2 separate regions of the Homo sapiens genome follow, and region 2 is linked to region 1. Evidence: chromatin loops called from intact Hi-C (ENCODE). Cell type or tissue: K562. All regions are shown on one strand. Links, peaks and the distances in the headings refer to the core of each region. The heading gives the core; the rest is flanking DNA.

What was found. Hi-C counts contacts between places; a loop is a spot of excess contacts. Peaks named below come from ENCODE experiments on the same cell type or tissue, not always from the same donor. Only the 100,000 strongest peaks of a DNase experiment are listed, where the experiment ranks them.
Region 2: a loop joins it to region 1, with 11 times the contacts of the local background. A loop is called at or near these places in 24 of 110 quality-filtered maps.

Annotation. Positions count from the first base shown.
Region 1 is chr20:45,766,469-45,774,804 of GRCh38, forward strand. WFDC3 (WAP four-disulfide core domain 3) reads right to left here. Exons shown (of 7, transcript NM_080614.2): 7 at 7,745-7,976. The coding sequence ends at 7,960. It overlaps LOC124904915 (a long non-coding RNA gene), which reads left to right. Exons shown (of 2, transcript XR_007067610.1): 2 at 1-1,112. Among named protein-coding and RNA genes, the nearest start is that of WFDC3, 21 kb to the right of the region's middle. RefSeq lists enhancers at 1-129, 4,599-5,192, 5,193-5,785. In K562, for the core only: a CTCF peak has its summit at 4,875 (motif pointing left); a DNase peak (open chromatin) is centred at 4,873; H3K27me3 peaks cover 520 bases.
Region 2 is chr20:45,588,938-45,597,273 of GRCh38, forward strand. No RefSeq gene overlaps it. Among named protein-coding and RNA genes, the nearest start is that of WFDC8, 14 kb to the left of the region's middle. In K562, for the core only: a CTCF peak has its summit at 3,831 (motif pointing right); a DNase peak (open chromatin) is centred at 3,864.

The sequences.
Region 1 (8,336 bases), core at 116-8,115:
AGGAAGAGGAAAACGAGAGAGAAGAGATTGAGTTGTTTATATTATCTGGCCTCAGGTGAGAGAGTACTGGAATGAGAAGCCTATGTTTAAAGGAAAAAAATATTAAAACTGGGAAAGTATTGAACATGGAAAGATGTAACCTATACAATGAAGTACAGCACAATGGAAGAACCTAAAAATTAAAACCAAGAATACATATATATATTTCTTGATATATATATCAAGAAATAGCAATCTATCTGCAAGCCGAAAAGTGTTGCAGAAGGAATGGAGGCTTTGTCATCGAATACACCTGCTGGTTTAACCAAACTAAGATTGAAAGTAAAAACCTTAGCCTGGGAAACATAGCGAGACCCCATCTCTACAAAAACTGAAAAAAATAGCCAGGTGTGGTGGTGCATGCCTGTGGTCCCAGCTACTTCGGAGGCTGAGGTAGAAGGATTGCTTGAGCCCAGGAAGTCGAGGCAGCAGTGGGCCGTGTTTGAGCCACTGCACTCCAGCCTGGGTGACAGAGTAAGACCCTGTCTCAGAAAAAAAAAAAGAAAGAATGTAAAAGCGTTTGAAGCCATTTGGCAAAGATCATGGAAAACAGGGCAAGCAATAGCTACAGAGTTCCAGAGCCATGTTAAATTAATAAATAAGTAAATATTTAAACATTGAATACCTTAACAATTAAAAATCATATCTATCTATTATATTGTTGAATGACAAAAGCCTATTACAGGATGATTCTACCTATATCGACATTTGCATATATGCATAAAGCAAGTCTGGAAGGACCTTCACAAGCATGTTAACAATGGTCACCTATGGGTAGGGAGATCTTCTTTGAATTTTTTTTTTTTTTTTTTTGGTGCATTAGCGATCTTGATGGTTTCAAATGTCATCACCAGGGAATGATAAACGCTGGGGCCTACTTAGGGTGGAGGGCAATAGGAGAGTGAAGATTGAAAAACTACCTATCTGATATTATGCTGATTACCTGGGTGACAAAATTTTCTGTACACCAAATCCCCAAGACACACAATTAGTGCGTGTAACAAACCTGCATATGAATCCCTTTAAAGTAAAATACAAGTTGAAAGGAAAAAAATAAAACCTCTTCAATCATCTTTCAGATAGCAATTTTTTTCATTGCTTCTTCAGTGTACATAAATATTCTTTTACATCATTCACACTTCTTTGAACTTTTCTGTACTGTTTAAATATCGCAATAATGTTTATGCATCCTATTTTAAAAACAACAACAACAAATTAAAAAATAAAAAGGAGAAGGAGGAAGGTGAGGAGGAGAAAAAGAATAACAAAAAAGACTTGTGATCCTAAGCATATAGACAGCTCAGAAATTGCAGGAAAGCTGAAAAAGAAAAACAAGAGAAAGGTAAAGGAAGAATGATCATTAATAATATTACTAAATTGGGCCAGGCACAGTGGCTCACGCCTGTAATCCCAGCACTTTGGGAGGCCGAGGCTGGTGGATCATTTAAGGTCAGGCGTTCGAGACCAGCCTGGCCAACATGGTGAAACCCTGTCTCTACTAAAAATACAAAAATTAGCTGGGCGTGGTGGCTAATGGTGGGTGTAATCCCAGCTACTTGTGAGGCCAAGGCTGGAGAATTGCTTGAACCCAGGGAGCAGAGGTTGCAATGAGCCAAGAGCACACCATTGCACTCCAGCCTGGGCGACAAGTCTCTGTCTCAAAAAAAAAAAAAAAAATTACTGAATTGGGCTACAGATTCTTAGAGCTGCTGATGGGACTTTCATGAACTTCTAATTCAGAGATCCCCAAACCAGACCACACATTAGAATTCCCTGAGGGCTTTTTTTAAATATTGCTCTGAATAAACACATAAACAAGCAGTTCCCTTGGCCCAACCCATCTTTGACCTACTGAATCAAAATATCTGGAATGGGATTGGGGAATCTGCACATTGACCAGCCCGTGCAAGGATCTAAAACCAGCCCCTGGCAACCACTAATGTACTTCTGTCTCTACGAATTTGCCTATTCTAGATGTTCCATATAAATGGAATTATATGGCCTTTTGTGACTGGCTTCTGTCACTTAGCATGTTTTCAAGGTCCATTCATGTTATAGAATGTATTGGTACTTCATTCCTTTTTATGGCTGAATTAATATTTCATTGTATTGATATACCACATTTTGTCTCTCCATTCACCAGTTGATAGATATTTGAGTTGCTTCCACCTGTTGGCTATTGTCCACCTGTTTCTATTTCTATGAACATTTGTTCACAAGTTTTTGCTTGAACATCTAGGGGTTTTGTTTGTTTGGTTTTGGTTTGGGTTTTTTGTTTTTTGTTTTTTGTTTTTTCAGAGATAGGGTCTGTCACCTAGGCAGGAGTGCAGTGGCACCTTCTTAGCTCACTGCAGCCTTGTATTCCTGGGCTCAACTAATCCTCCCACCTCAGCCTCTTGAGTAGCTAGAACTACAGTTATGATGCCACCACACCCTGGTTATTTTTTTAATTTTTCTGTAGAGACAAGGGTCTCACTATGTTGCCCAGGCTGGTGTTAAACTCATGTTCTCAAGCGATCCTTCCACCCCAGCTTCCCAAAGTACTGGGGTTACAGGTGTGAGCCATCACACTTGGCCATTGGATACCTGTTTTTAGTTCTTTTGGGTATATACCTAAGAGTGAAATTGCTGGGTCATATGGTAATTCCACATTTAACTTATTGAGAAACCATCAAACTTTTTAGGGTTTTTTTTTTTTTGAGACGGGGTCTTGCTCTGTTGCCCAGGCCAGAGTGCAGTGGCACAATCATAGCCCCCTGCAGCCTCAATCTCCTGAGCTCCAGTGATCCTCCCACCTCAGCCTCCCAAGTAGCTGGGACTATAAGCACATGTCACTACACCTGACTGACTTTTTTTTTTTTTTTTTAAGTAGAGACAAGATTTTGCTATGTTGCTCAGGCTGGTCTTGAACTCCTGAGCTCAAGCAGTCCTCCCACCTCAGTCTCCCAAAGTGCTGAGATTACAGGCATGAGCCACTGTGCCCAGACCACTGTTTAGTTTTTTAATGTGGCTACTAAAAAACTTGAAATTACATACATGGCTTGCATTATGTTTCTGTGAAAGAGTGCTGCTCTGGATGCTTCTTTCTGCCCAAGTATTCTACTGGAACTTACCTCTCATTTACCTTTGCCCTCACCTGCTTCCAAACAAGACTCAAGGAGGAACTTAATACTATAAAACAGCCAGGTGCAGTGGCTCACGCCTGTAACCCCAGCACTTTGAGAGGCCAAGGCAGGTGGATCATTTGAGGCCAGGAGTTCGAGACCAGCCTGGCCAACTTGGTGAAACCCTGTCTCTACAAAAAATACAAAAATTAGCTGGGCATGGTGGTGCGCATCTGTAGTCCCAGCTACTTAGGGAGCTGAAGCAGGAGGATCACTTGAACCTGGGAGGTCGAGGCTGCAGTGAGCATGATTGCACCACTGCACTCCAGCTTGGGAGACAGAGTGAGACCCTGTCACAAAAAACAACAACAGAAAATAAAATACTACAAAACAAGTTACATGAAAATGAAAGTCTTTAAACCAAGAGTGAAAAAAGGTAGGGGATCCAGGCGCAGTGGCTCACACCTGTAATCCCAACACTTTGGGAGGCCAAGGCATGCAGATCATGAGATCAAGAGATCAAGACCATCCTGGCCAACATGGTGAAACCCCATTTCTACTAAAACTACAAAAGTTAGCTGGGTGTGGTGGTGGGCGCCTGTAGTCTCACCTACTCAGGAGGCTGAGGCAGGAGAATCGCTTGAACCTGGAAGGTGGAGGTTGCAGTGAGCCAAGATTGCACCACTGCACTCCAGCCTGGTGACAGAGCCAGACTCTGTCTCAAAAAAAAAAAAAAAAAAGGTGGGGGAGGACAAGTAATAAAAGAGGGTGGCAAGAAGGATCGATTTTGTCAGAGAAACTGAATAACAACAGCTAACATTTATTGAGTGTGTGCTTTGTGCCAGGCTCTGCTAAGTGCTTTCTTTATAATCTTTTTTTTTTTAGACGGAGTCTCCCTCTGTGGCCTAGGCTGGAGTGCAGTGGCACGATCTCAGCTCACTGCAGCCTCCAAATCCTGGGTTCAAGCAAGTCTCCTGCTTCAGCCTCCCGAGTAGCTGGGACTACAGGCGTCCACCACCATGCCCAGCTAATTTTTGTATTTTTAGTAGAGACGAGGTTTCACCATGTTGGCCAGGGTGGTCTCAAACTCCTGGCCTCAGGTGGTCGACCCACCTCGGCCTCCCAAAGTGCTGGGATTACAGGTGTGAGCCACTGCACCTGGCCAGTGCTTTCTTTATAATGGACTCTTCACACCAATTCTATGAGGTAGGCAGTGTGGTAATGTTATTATACACACAAAGCTGATAAGCAGCACAAGATTATAGATTCAGACCCAGGCCTTACTCCGAAACCTGAGCTCTTGGCACCCTGGTAGCCAATGCGAAGATGGAAACATCAGCTCTAGAAAGCCCCTACCACAGAGTCTGGAAAGACAGACGATGCCCAGTAAGTTATTTCCCTGCCCATTCTCACACTAACTCAGAGGGAGAAACTTTTTCTTGATCTTGAGCTCCACAGGGAATTTGACCCTGTGGCTTTGTACAAGAAACACTAATACGACATAGTGGGTAATGTCCCCCATATCAATGTTACCAGAAATGAAGCAGCATGCCACATCATATGAAAACAGAGGGCATAATGTTAGGTCTTAATTTATTAAGTGCAGTTCAGTCGGGATCCAGGAGCTTAGACAGCTGATAGCAAGCTTTCACTTTATCTTTTAGAATGCCCTTTTGCCCTTTTGAGTCTCTTGCCTGGAAATGGTCTATGACAGACCTCTGCTGCCCTCTGGTGGGCAGAGCATGAAGCACCCAGCAAAGAATTCTTTCCAGTCACATGGCCTCTTCTTTGTTTATATTGCTGAATCTGTGGGAAGCTGGGCTTCTCCACACAATCCCTTGAGGAGAAGGCTTAACTTGTATATGAAAGGAAAGACACCTCTCCCAACTCAAGAGCAACCCACTGCCAGGATACGCTCTGGGCCTCCTGCCTTCCTCACCCCACTTACACGCCTTACCAATAACATCATGCCCCCACGGGAGCAGTGGAGGCTGCAGGGGCCCATGGTATTGCTGGGGCCAAGGGCACATATGGAGTCTGAGATTTCTACAACCAGATGGTCAAGAAGCAGGGTGGAGAAGGGAGGAGCTGCGTGGTTCTGGTCAAAGAACAAGTCTTTCTCAGCCTACACTGGAGCCCCAGACATTCCTGCCCACGATGAGGAAGCTGAGGAGCAGGGCGGGGGAGAAGGGTGGCTTTTCAACCTGGTCAGAGGCTAATTTCGGGGTGCAAGGTGAGAGAGTAGGATCACGGTCCACTGAGACCTGCTCCTGGGTCATTTCCACCCCAGGACCAAGGCTGAAATGGACTTAAACCCTGAGGAAGGAAAGGTTCTAATGGCTTCTTTAGTTCAGGGTCCAACAGTAGAGAAAGCTGCCCAGAAAGACCTGGGGGTGGGAATTTGGCCCCAGCTCAGCCTTTAACCGCCAGCTTTCAAATTTAACCCTTCAGCACTCTCTCTCATCTCTATCTCTCTCTCATCTCCATCTCTATCTCTCTATACATCTATCTATCTCTCTATCTCTCTCGACGTTGCTACCTGTAAGCAGGTCAGCAGCTCCCTCTGGAAAGGGTGAGCCTCCAGACGAGGAGGAAAGGTCTGCAAGGAGCAGCTCTCCCATTGCTCAGCCTGAGCTGTGCCTGGGGCTCACACCTGTCTCTCCAGTCCCACTCTCCACCCTGACAGAACATCATTCTGCAATATGAGAGGATTCCCAGACTGTTGTTTTTCATTGAAAGTTCTACCATACTGATGATTTTTTTTTTTTTTTTTTTTTTTGAGATGGAGTTTCGCTCTTGTCGCCCGGGCTGGAGTGCAATGGCAGGATCTCGGCTCACTTGGAACTTCCACCTCCCAGGTTCAAGCAATTCTCCTGCCTCAGCCTCCTGAGTAGCTGGGATTACAGGCGTGCACCACCAAGCCTGGCTAATTTTTGTATTTTTAGTAGAGACGGGGTTTCACCATGTTGGTCAGGCTGGTCTTGAACTCCTGACCTCAAGTGATCTGCCTGCCTTGGCCTCCGAAAATGTTGGGATTACAGGCGTGAGCCACTGCACCCGACCACTGCTGAGTGTCTGTGCCTTCTCCCCCTTGTTTTCATCCTGGCATGTGAAATTCTGGTTTCTACCTGGTTCAGAACATTTATCTCTTTTCAGTACAGTAGACATGTCAATGTTGCCTGATCTGAAAAAGAGTGGCTGGCATGAACCTCGCAGTGGCCAACCCAGAAACATCCATGACTCCAGGATCATGTTGCAGGGAACTGGGAAGGGCCAGTGTCTGTGTGATGGGCTGCTGAACATTTTGGCAGATCCCTCTTCCACTGTTTTATCATTTTGTTGTTTATTTAAAAACTCGAATACATGCACATAGTTTTTTTAAAAATCATTATATCATCACACCACCACACCCGGCTAATTTTTGTATTTTTAGTAGAGACAGGGTTTCTACTAAAACAGTCAAAGGCACAGCTACTCAGAAGGCTGAGGTAAGAGAATTGCTTGAGCCCAGGAGGCGGAGGTTGCAGTGAGCGGAGATCGTGCCACTGCACTCCAGCCTAGGCGACAGAGCAAGATTTCGTCTCAAAAAAAAAAAAAGATAACTAGTTAAATAAATTACCCATTTCATAGAGTTCTATTAAAAGAATATACGTGATGACATGAAAGATCTCCAAGATACACAATATAATCCATTTCATATAAATAAAAAACATAACTTTAAAAAATTATCTTGGTCCCAAGAACCTAGGGATATCCCCTCCCTAAAATAAAGCTACCTGGAGGGGACAAACTGCCTGTCTTGGAGCCAAGGGCTGGCCCTCAAGGAAGGAGGTCCAAGGTGGGAACATTCCAACATCTATAAGAAACTAGCCACTCGGCTGGGCACAGTGGCTGACGCCTGTAATCCCAGCACTTTGGGAGGCCAAGGCAGGCAGATCACCTGAGGTCAGGAGTTCAAGATAAGCCTGGCCATCATGGTGAAACCCCGTCTCTACTAAAAATACAAAAATTAGTCAGGCATGGTAGCGCGCCTGTAGTCCCAGCTACTCGGGAGACTGAGGCAGGAGAATCACTTGAACCTGAGAGGCAGAGGTTGCAGTGAGCCAAGATTGCGCCACTGCACTCCAGCCTGGGCAACAGAGTGAGACTACATCTCAAAAAAAAAAAAAAACTAGCCACTCACCCTTGTTCCACCCTCAACCCACATTCTCCAATAAAAGAAAGAAGGTCAGCAGGTCTAAAAGAGACTGACCTCCACCCCCACCAGGGCTTGAGAAAGACATCTATGGCAAGTCACTCTCAGTTTAGTTTCCACCCTCAACCCACATTCTCCAATAAAAGAAAGAAGGTCAGCAGGTCTAAAAGAGACTGACCTCCACCCCCACCAGGGCTTGAGAAAGACATCTATGGCAAGTCACTCTCAGTTTAGTTTCCACCCATCTCTTCCCTAGCCACACCCAACCAAAACCCATTTTCAGTGTCCTCACAAAGAATGGATTACCCATCTGTCCTAAATATGTAAATCGTACAATCCCACAGGCACACACATACCCTCTAGCTCTCCCATATCATCTGAGCCCTCAAATAGCACAAACAAGAGGTCAGCACCAGCCTTTATCGGGAAAGAGAAGCACCACACACCCACTACCCAATCCAGGGCTATTTCCCATGCTCTGGTCAGCGGCAGGAGGAGAAGCAGAGCAGAGAGGGCCATGAGTGCCCCTGGAAATGTCACAAGCCCCAGGATGTCACCCTCTCTTGACTGCCAGGAAAAGCTTCCAGAATTACCAAAGAAGCTCCAGACAAATCAGCACAGCTAGGGCACCGGGATCTCTGCAAGTAGAAGAAACATCAAGTCACAGCTGTGCCCTCCTGGCTTCAGCTACCTGAAATGTTTTCCCTCCACCCTAGGAAAGCTTGGCCTATATTGCTCTCAAAAGTCTTAAATAGCTCCTTGCTTCCCAGACAATCCAATCCAAACTGGCACTGAAGGCTCTTATTATTCAGATGTCAACCTTGTATCTCCTGTTATAAAAAACTGGAATTATGGTCGGGCACAGTGGCTCATGCCTGTAATCCCAGCACTTTGGGAGGCCAAGGTGGGTGGATAACCTGAGATCAGGAGCTCGAGACCAGACCTGGCCAACATGGTGAAACACTGTCTCTACTAAAAATACAAAAATCAGCTAGGTA
Region 2 (8,336 bases), core at 142-8,141, 180 kb before region 1:
TCTGGAGTAAAGTTCCAGTCCCCAATCATCCTCCCTTCAACAACTCAGCTGCTATGACGTCACCTCTATGGAATTTAAACTCACAGAACCTGAGTTCAATTCTTAGAGCAACTAGTTCTGAGGCACTTTCTAGTCCCCCATTTTACAGGATGGGAAGAATTGAATCTCAAAGTAGGGAAAAAACTTTCCTTCCACCTTCACCTCTCCACTTCTGGCTGAAATGGCCCTGAAAGACTCAGCTCTTCCCTACCCATATTCATCATGCAATATCTACTCACCACCTTACCTTCAATTCTTCTGAAGATTTCACTTTTGTTATCCCAGTGGCTCCAAACTTCTCTCCATCAAGCATGCATTTTATTTCTCCTTTTTATGCCCAATGTTTTGAAATACTCAATCCTAATAAAAGGGCATGTTTCAAGAAATAATTAGTAGTCCTTTCCCAATTTGGTGTTCCTCTTTGGAACTCTTAACTGAGGACATAAACTCCTAAGTTTATGTCCTCCTCAGTTTATGAGCTAGGAACCCTCCATGCAGGCTCTGAACCTGGTGGAGCTCTTCCTTGGTAAGTGTCCTCCTAGACAAAAACTCAGTGAGGCCACCACTGTCCCCCAAACACAGATAAAAACATTGCATTACTTGCAGCATCAGGAGATCCTCAAGCCTGAGAATTAAACATTTAGTTTTCTTCAGGGATTCTGACTTTTTTAAAAAGCTGTGTTTTTATGTTGCCAGCCCCTGGCACCTCTCTGCAATAGGACTGTAAAAGTCTTTTTGTTTTCCACCCACTCTTCATTTTGAAGCCCAGCCAGAATACATACAGTAATCTGAAAATTCCATTACAGGAAAAAACTCTTTCTTTCCATTCTCCTGACACTGGCAGAACCACAATGCCAAGGAGTATCAGCAATTTGGACATCTGAGTAAAGCTGGCAGGAGACTCAGGATTTTACCAGGCTCTGCTGGGGGTAGAAAAGGGTTCCAGATGAGGAGTTTGGAGAATGTGTGACTCGACTCTCACTACCTTATCTGGTTCTGCCTCCTCCACTCCTCTGGCCATCACTCCCTGGGTGGGCACTGGCTTCTCACAAAGTACTTCCTTTTTCTTATAGCTCATACACCTCTCATTGCAGAAATAAATTCTCCACACTTTTTTTTAATTTTTGAAATTTGAAAAATATACATTTGAAAAACAGAAAAGAACAAAGAGAAGTAATGAGATAGTAGTTATTCCTTACCTAGAGATAATAACTGTTGATAATTTACTACGTGTCCAGATTTTTTTACTGTATCAATACATATATCATCTGAATTTATATCTAATCTTTACCTCTACTCATATATAATCTATATATATGTGTTTTTCATCAAATATGCCTCAGATTATACATGCTGTTTCTAACTTTTTTCATTTAATCAAATATTGCAGAAATAATTTATTTTCTATAAAATGATTTTGGGAGCAAGTACTGTTTTCTTTATGTATACTGCACACAAGTGCATAAATCATTAGTGGATTTTTACTACATACATACCCATCTAGACACCACCCAGATTAAGAAAGAGATCATCAGATAATATTCCTCTTCTCTCATCCAAGAAAAGGTCATCGCTATTTTAAATTTTATCACCATCAATTAGACTTGCCTATTTTAAACTTTATATAAATGGAATAATACAGTGTGTATTATTTTGTGTCTGGCTTCTTTTGCTCAACATCATGTTTGGAAAGTCCGTCTATATTGTGGATGTTGTTCATTCAATTTCATTGTTATATAATATTCCATTGAATGAATATAATATTTAATCCATTCCACTTTTGATAGATATTTGGATTGTATCCAAGTTAGAGTCTTATGAATGTTTCTATGACCACTTTTATATATGGCACTGGGCATACATATAGATATTCCTGTTGGGTATATACCTAGAAGTGGAATTTTTGGGTCATAGGATATGCATATGTTCAGTTTTAGGAGATCTGCCAAACAGTTTTCCAAATTGGTTATATCAGTATACATTCTCATCAGCAGAATATGAGACTTCCAGTGATGCTGATTTTTCTGCAACATTTAGGTTTCTTAAAAACTTTTTTTTTTTTTTTAGATGGAGTCTTGCTTTGTTGCCCAGGCTGGAGTGCAGTGGCGTGATCTTGGCTCACTGCAAGCTCCACCTCCCGGGTTCACGCCATTCTCCTGCCTCAGCCTCCCAAGTAGCTGGGACTACAGGCACCCACCACCACACCTGGCTAATTTTTTGTATTTTTAGTAGAGACAGGGTTTCACCGTGTTAGCCAGGATGGTCTCGATCTCCTGACCTCGTGGTGCACCCGCCTCGGCCTCCCAAAGTGCTGGGATTACAGGCATGAGCCACCGCGCCCTGCCTTAAAAAATCTTTTTCATTTTAGCCCTTCTGTTATGTGTGTGTTTTGTGATTTGAATTTGCATTTTCCTGATAACTAATCAAGTTGGGCACCTTTTTATTACCTTTTATTGAACATTTGGATATTGTCTTTTATAAATTGGCTGGTTGAATCTTTTTGCTCATTTTTCAATTTTATGCCCTTTTCTTATTTATTACACATTCTTATATACCCTGGATATGAGTCCCTTGATAAATATGTATATTACAAATATCTTCTCTCACTCTGTAATTTGCTTTTTCACTCTCTTTTATTTTTTAATAAACAGAAATTATTATTTTAATGTAGTTCAATTTATCCATCTTTTCCCCTATGGTTAGTATTTTTGTTTCCCATTTAAGAAGGATTTCCTGCCCCAAAGTTATGAAGATATTCTTCTGTGTTATCTTCTAGCATCTTACGTTATATTTTTGACATTTAAATCTATAGTGTAACTTACAGATTTAAATATATACTTTAATGTATGTTTTTACTTCATTCACTTTTTTCTTTTTATTATTTTCTTCCTTCTAACTTCCACTGTGATTTTTATTTCTTTTTTTTTGTTCTGCCAATTTTTGCTTAATATATTTGATGCCGTATTACTAGATAAATCACATTTCAAACTACTATTTGTTTGTGGTGGATTGACAATTTCATCATCATGAAATGTCCAGTTTTATCTTTAATAATGCTTCTTGCTTTAAAGGCTACTTTGTCTGATATTAACATATTCATACTCACAGTCTTTTGTTAGCATTTGCATAGTATACTTGCTTACATCCTTCAACTTTCAAACCTTAAGGTAGATCTTTCAAACCTTATATTTAAGATAGATGTCTTAAGCTGCATTCGTTTTGTTTATTCACTCTGACAGTCTTTGTCTTTTATTTGTAATATTAGGTCTGTTTGTATTTAATGCAATAAATGATATATTTGGGTTTGTATCAACCAATTACTATGCAATTTCTATTGTCCAACAGCTGTTCTATTTTTCTTTTTATCCTTCTTGCACTTTGGATTAATCAAGCTTTTTTCCTATAATTTCATTAACACTGCCCCCCTCATTGACTTGTTAGTTAGTTATTCTCTTACATTACAAAATTCATCTTGGACTTATTAGGGTATAAAATAAAATTTGCATCCCAGGCAATGCAAAAATTTTCAAACATTTTACCTCCAAGTACTCACATCTTTTGTGTTTTTTTTTAATGTACCATAATTCTACATAAATCTAAATTCCATGGAAATTACTATTGACTGTATAATCAATAGTAACTTAAATAAAGATATCTCGGTTTTGGCCCTGTTGATGTTTTGGGCCATATAATTATTTGTTGTAAAAGGCTGTTCCACGCATTACGGATGTTTAGCAGCATCCTTGGTCTCTATCCACTAGATGTCAGTAGCACCAACCCCCAAGTTGTGACAATTAAAAATGTCTTCAAACATTGCCAAATGTCCCCTAGTGGGCACAATTGTCCTGACTTGGGAACCACAGATTAGATTTACCCACATATTTTCCCTTTCTGTTTTTCTTCATTCCTTCTTCCATTTTCTTGTTCATCATTTGCCTGCATAAATCTCTGATATTTCATTTCTTTTCTTTTCTTTTTTTTTTTTTTTGAGATAGAGTCTCACTCACCCAGGCTGGAGAGCAGTGGCGTGATCCTGGCTCACTGCAACCTCCATCTCCTGGGTTCAAGCAATTCTCCTGCCTCATCCTCCCATGTAGCTGGGACTACAAGCATGTGCCACCACACCTAGCTAATTTTTGTATTTTTAGTAGAGACGAGGTTTCACCATGTTGGCCAGGCTGGTCTTGAACTCCTGACCTCAAGTGATACACCCTCCTTGGCCTCCCAAAGTGCTGGGATTGCAGGTGTGAGCCACTGTGCCTGGCCTGATATTTCTTTCCATGTGAAAGTGCTGGTGATGAATTTTCTCAGTCTTTCTCTGAAAATACCTTAGTTCTGGTCTTATTTTTGAAAGATTTTTTTCTTAGGTATAGAATTCTAGGTTAGCATTATTTTCCATCAGCAAGTTGAAGATATCATTCCATTGTCTTCTCCCTTTCATTATTTCCATTGGGAAGACAGCTATCAGTATTACTGTTATTCTTAAAAAGGCATGTCTTTTTTTCTGTCAGATTTTAAGATTTTTCTCTTTGCTTTGGCTTCAAGTAAAATTAAAACAGATATACCTACATATGGTTTTACTGTGATGTGCCTAGGTGTTCACTGGTCTCAGGCGGCTTCTTTAATATGTAGCTTGATGTCTTATATCAGTTTACCAAATTCTCAGCCATTTTCCCTTTCTTTGCTCTATTCTGTCTTTCTTCTCCTTCTGCATCTCCAATTACACATATGTTAGTTCTCTCACTATATGCTATATGTCACATTCATTCTTTTCTATACTTTCTAGTATTATTTTCCTCTCCCTGTTTTAGTCTGGATATGTTCTGCTAACTTATCTTTCAGTTTGATCAACCTCTCTTCAGCTGGGTCCAGGCTTCTCTAAATAGCATACACTGATTATTTTATTTTTATCATTGTATTTTTATTTTTGGGATTTTGATTATTTTCTTTTTTATTATAATGAGTCTCTTGAATACAGCACACAGGTGGATTTTGACTCTATCTGGCTTGCCACTCTGTGTCCTTAAATTGGGGGCATTTAACCCATTTACATTTAAAGTTAATATTGTTATGTGTGAATTGTATCCTGATATCATGATGCCTGTTGGTTATTTTGCAGACCTGTTTATGCATTTGCTTCATAGTGTCACTCATCTGTGTGTTTCAGTGTGTTTTTTGTAGCGGCTGGTATTGGTTTTTCCTTCCATGTTTAGTGCTTCCTTCAGAAGCTCTTGGAAGGCAGACCTGGTGGTGACAAATTCCCTCAGCATTTGCTGTCTGAAAAAGATTTTATTTCTCCTTCACTTAGGAAGCTCAGCTGGGCCAAATATTAAATTCTAGGTTGGAAATTATTTGCTTTAAGGGTGTTTAAAATTGGCCCCCGATCTCTTCTGGCTTGTAGGGTTTCTGCTGAGATGTCTGCTGTTAGTCTGATGGGCTTCCCTTTACAGGTAACCTGGTCCTTCTCTCTGGCTGCCCTTAACATTTTTTTTTTCATTTTGACCTTGTAGAATCTGATGATTATGTGTCAGGGCTGATCTTCTCATGGAGTATTTTACTGGGGTTCTCTGGATTTCCTGAGTTTGAATGTTGGCCTGTCTTGCTAGGTTGGGTGAGTTTTCCTGGATGATACACTGAAGTGTATTTTCCTACTTGGTTTCATTCTCCCAGTCTCTTTCAGGTACCCCATCATTTCTAGGTTCAGTCTTTTAACATAGTCCCATAGTTCTTGGAGGTTTTGTTCATTCCTTTTCATTCTTTTTTTCTCTAATCTTGTCTGCCTGCCTTATTTCAGCAAGATAGTCTTCAAGCTCTGATATCCTTTCTTCCACTTGGTCTATTCAGCTATTGATACTTGTGTTTGCATTATGAAGTTCTCATGTTGTGTTTTTCAGCTCCATCAGATCATTTATGTTCCTCTCTAAAGTGGTGATTCTGATTAACAGCACCTGTGATGTTTTATCATAGTTCTTAGCTTCTTTGCTGTGAGTTAGAACATAATCCTTTAGCTTGGTGAAGTTCTTTATTACCCATCTTCCTAAGCCTACTTCTGTCAATTCATCCATCTCAGTCTCAGCCCATTTCTGTGCCCTTGCTAGAGAGGTGTTGCAACTCTCTGAAGGAGAAGAGGCACTCTGGCTTTTTGAGTTTTCAGCATTTTTTCTCATCTTCATGGGTTTATCTACCTTTGATCTTTGAGGCTGCTGACATTTGAATGGAGTTTTTTATGGTGCCTTTTTCATTGATGCTGTTGCATTCTGTTTGCTTTTATTTTAGCAGTCAGGCTCCTCTTCTGCAGGGCTGCTGCAGTTTGCTTGTGGTCCACTCCAGTTCCTATTTGCCTGGGTCCCTCCCATCCCTGGAGTTATCACCAGTGGAGGCTGCAGACCAGCAAAGATGCCAAGCTGCTCCTTCCTCTGAGAGCTCTGTCTTAGAGGGGCACTGGCCTGACGCCAGCTGAAACACTCCTGCATGAGGTGTGTGGAGACTCCTGTTGAGAGGTCTCACTTAGTCAGCAGGAGCAGGGTCAGAGACCTGCTTAAATAAGCAGAGTTTCTGCCCCTTGAAGGGTGTGCCACACTGGGGGAATCACCCTCATCTGGGCTGCCCTGACTCTCCAGAGCCAGTAGGCAGAAAAGACAGATCATTGATCCACAATACCACAGCTGTCCCTCCTCCTAGGAGGTCCTCTCAGGGTTATCAGTGCCCCATCCATAAACCCCTGGCTGGGGATACTGAGATTCCCACTGGGAGGCCCCAACCAGCACTTTGGGAGGCCAAGGCAGGCAGATCACTTGAGGTGAGGAGTTGAAGACCAACCTGGCTAACATGGCGAAACCCCATCTCTACTAAATATACAAAAATTAGCCAGACATGGTGGCATGCACGTGTAATCCCAGCTACTTGGGAGGCTGAGGCATGAGAATTGCCTGAACCTGGGAGGTAGAGGTTGCAGTGAGCTGAGATCGTGCCACTGCACTCCAGCCTGGACGACAGAGTGAGACTCCGTCTCAAAAATAAATAAATTAACCCTAATGAATAAAGCTTTAATTGTGGGGCATTCAGATAATGGAAAATTGTCCTTAGTTAGGGGGGACTTCTGAAAGCCCTTCTCATTTTGTCCCTGTTGACACAAGCAACATTGCCTTTGCTTGGCATGAAACCCAGCAGCAGGGCCTAGGCACAGAGATCAGCTCCCTAACTATTCTGTTGATGCAACAGCATCACTGGATGTCTCATATCTGAGATACTGCTGATCTGTTCTCCTCTTGGTTTGGGCACAAACCATGCAGATGGGACATTAGTGATGTTCCGATGATGCAGTGTCCCAGGTAGCAAAAGCAATAAGGCAGAGGTTGATCCGAGTGAGGGTAGGAATAGGGCATGGAGTGATGCTCTGGATTCTTGGCCTCTGCACTTAGCACAAAGGAGGAGTGTCTGGAGCAGACTGACAAGGAACAAAATAGTTCCAGGAGACAGGTGCCATGCTGCTGCTTATTTGGGTTGAAACACACCAGCCTAGATTAGTGTTTCTTTGAACAACTATTAATAATATTTGTTGCTTGGAACAATAGTTGTTAGTTGTAACTAATAAATCTATTGCTTACCCCTGCTATACCCATGGGATACACCCCACCCCACCTTCATCTATCCATTACAAAAAAACTCCTGTGTTCCCACAGAAGTCAAAACAGATATTTCCCCCCCTGGGGAATGCTCCTGATAAAATCCACAGTACTGCAGATGGAGGGCTCCTAGACTTAAAAAGACTCTTCAGGGCACTATGTGAAAATAGAAGAGATCCTCTGACTTGAGACAGAGCAAGAACCTATGGGGAAATTCTAGACTCCAGAAAAGAATCCAGACCTTTTATATCCATTATAAGAGGGAGCAAAAGGAAAAAAGAAAGTACAGAAATTCCAAATTGAACACCAAGTTCACAGTCCAGTGTGATGTCAGAACTGGGGACCAGGCAGAGCACATGATGTCAAAGTAGGAAAACAGGATTTCATTCCTTCTCTTCTTCCCTCTCTGTCAGGGTCCAGAGAGAGCCTGGGCTGGGTCTATTTTCTCCAGGATAAAAATATATATACACTCAAAAGTGTCCCAATTCCTTCTTTTTTTTTTTTTTTTTTTTTTTTTGAGACGGAGTCTCGTGCTGCCACCCAGGCTGGAGTGCAGTGTCGCAATCTCCGCTCACTGCAACTTCCGCCTCCCAGGTTCAAGTGATTGTCTTGCCTCAGCCTCCCAAGTAGCTGGGATTACAAGCATGCACTACCACGCCTGGCTACTTTTTG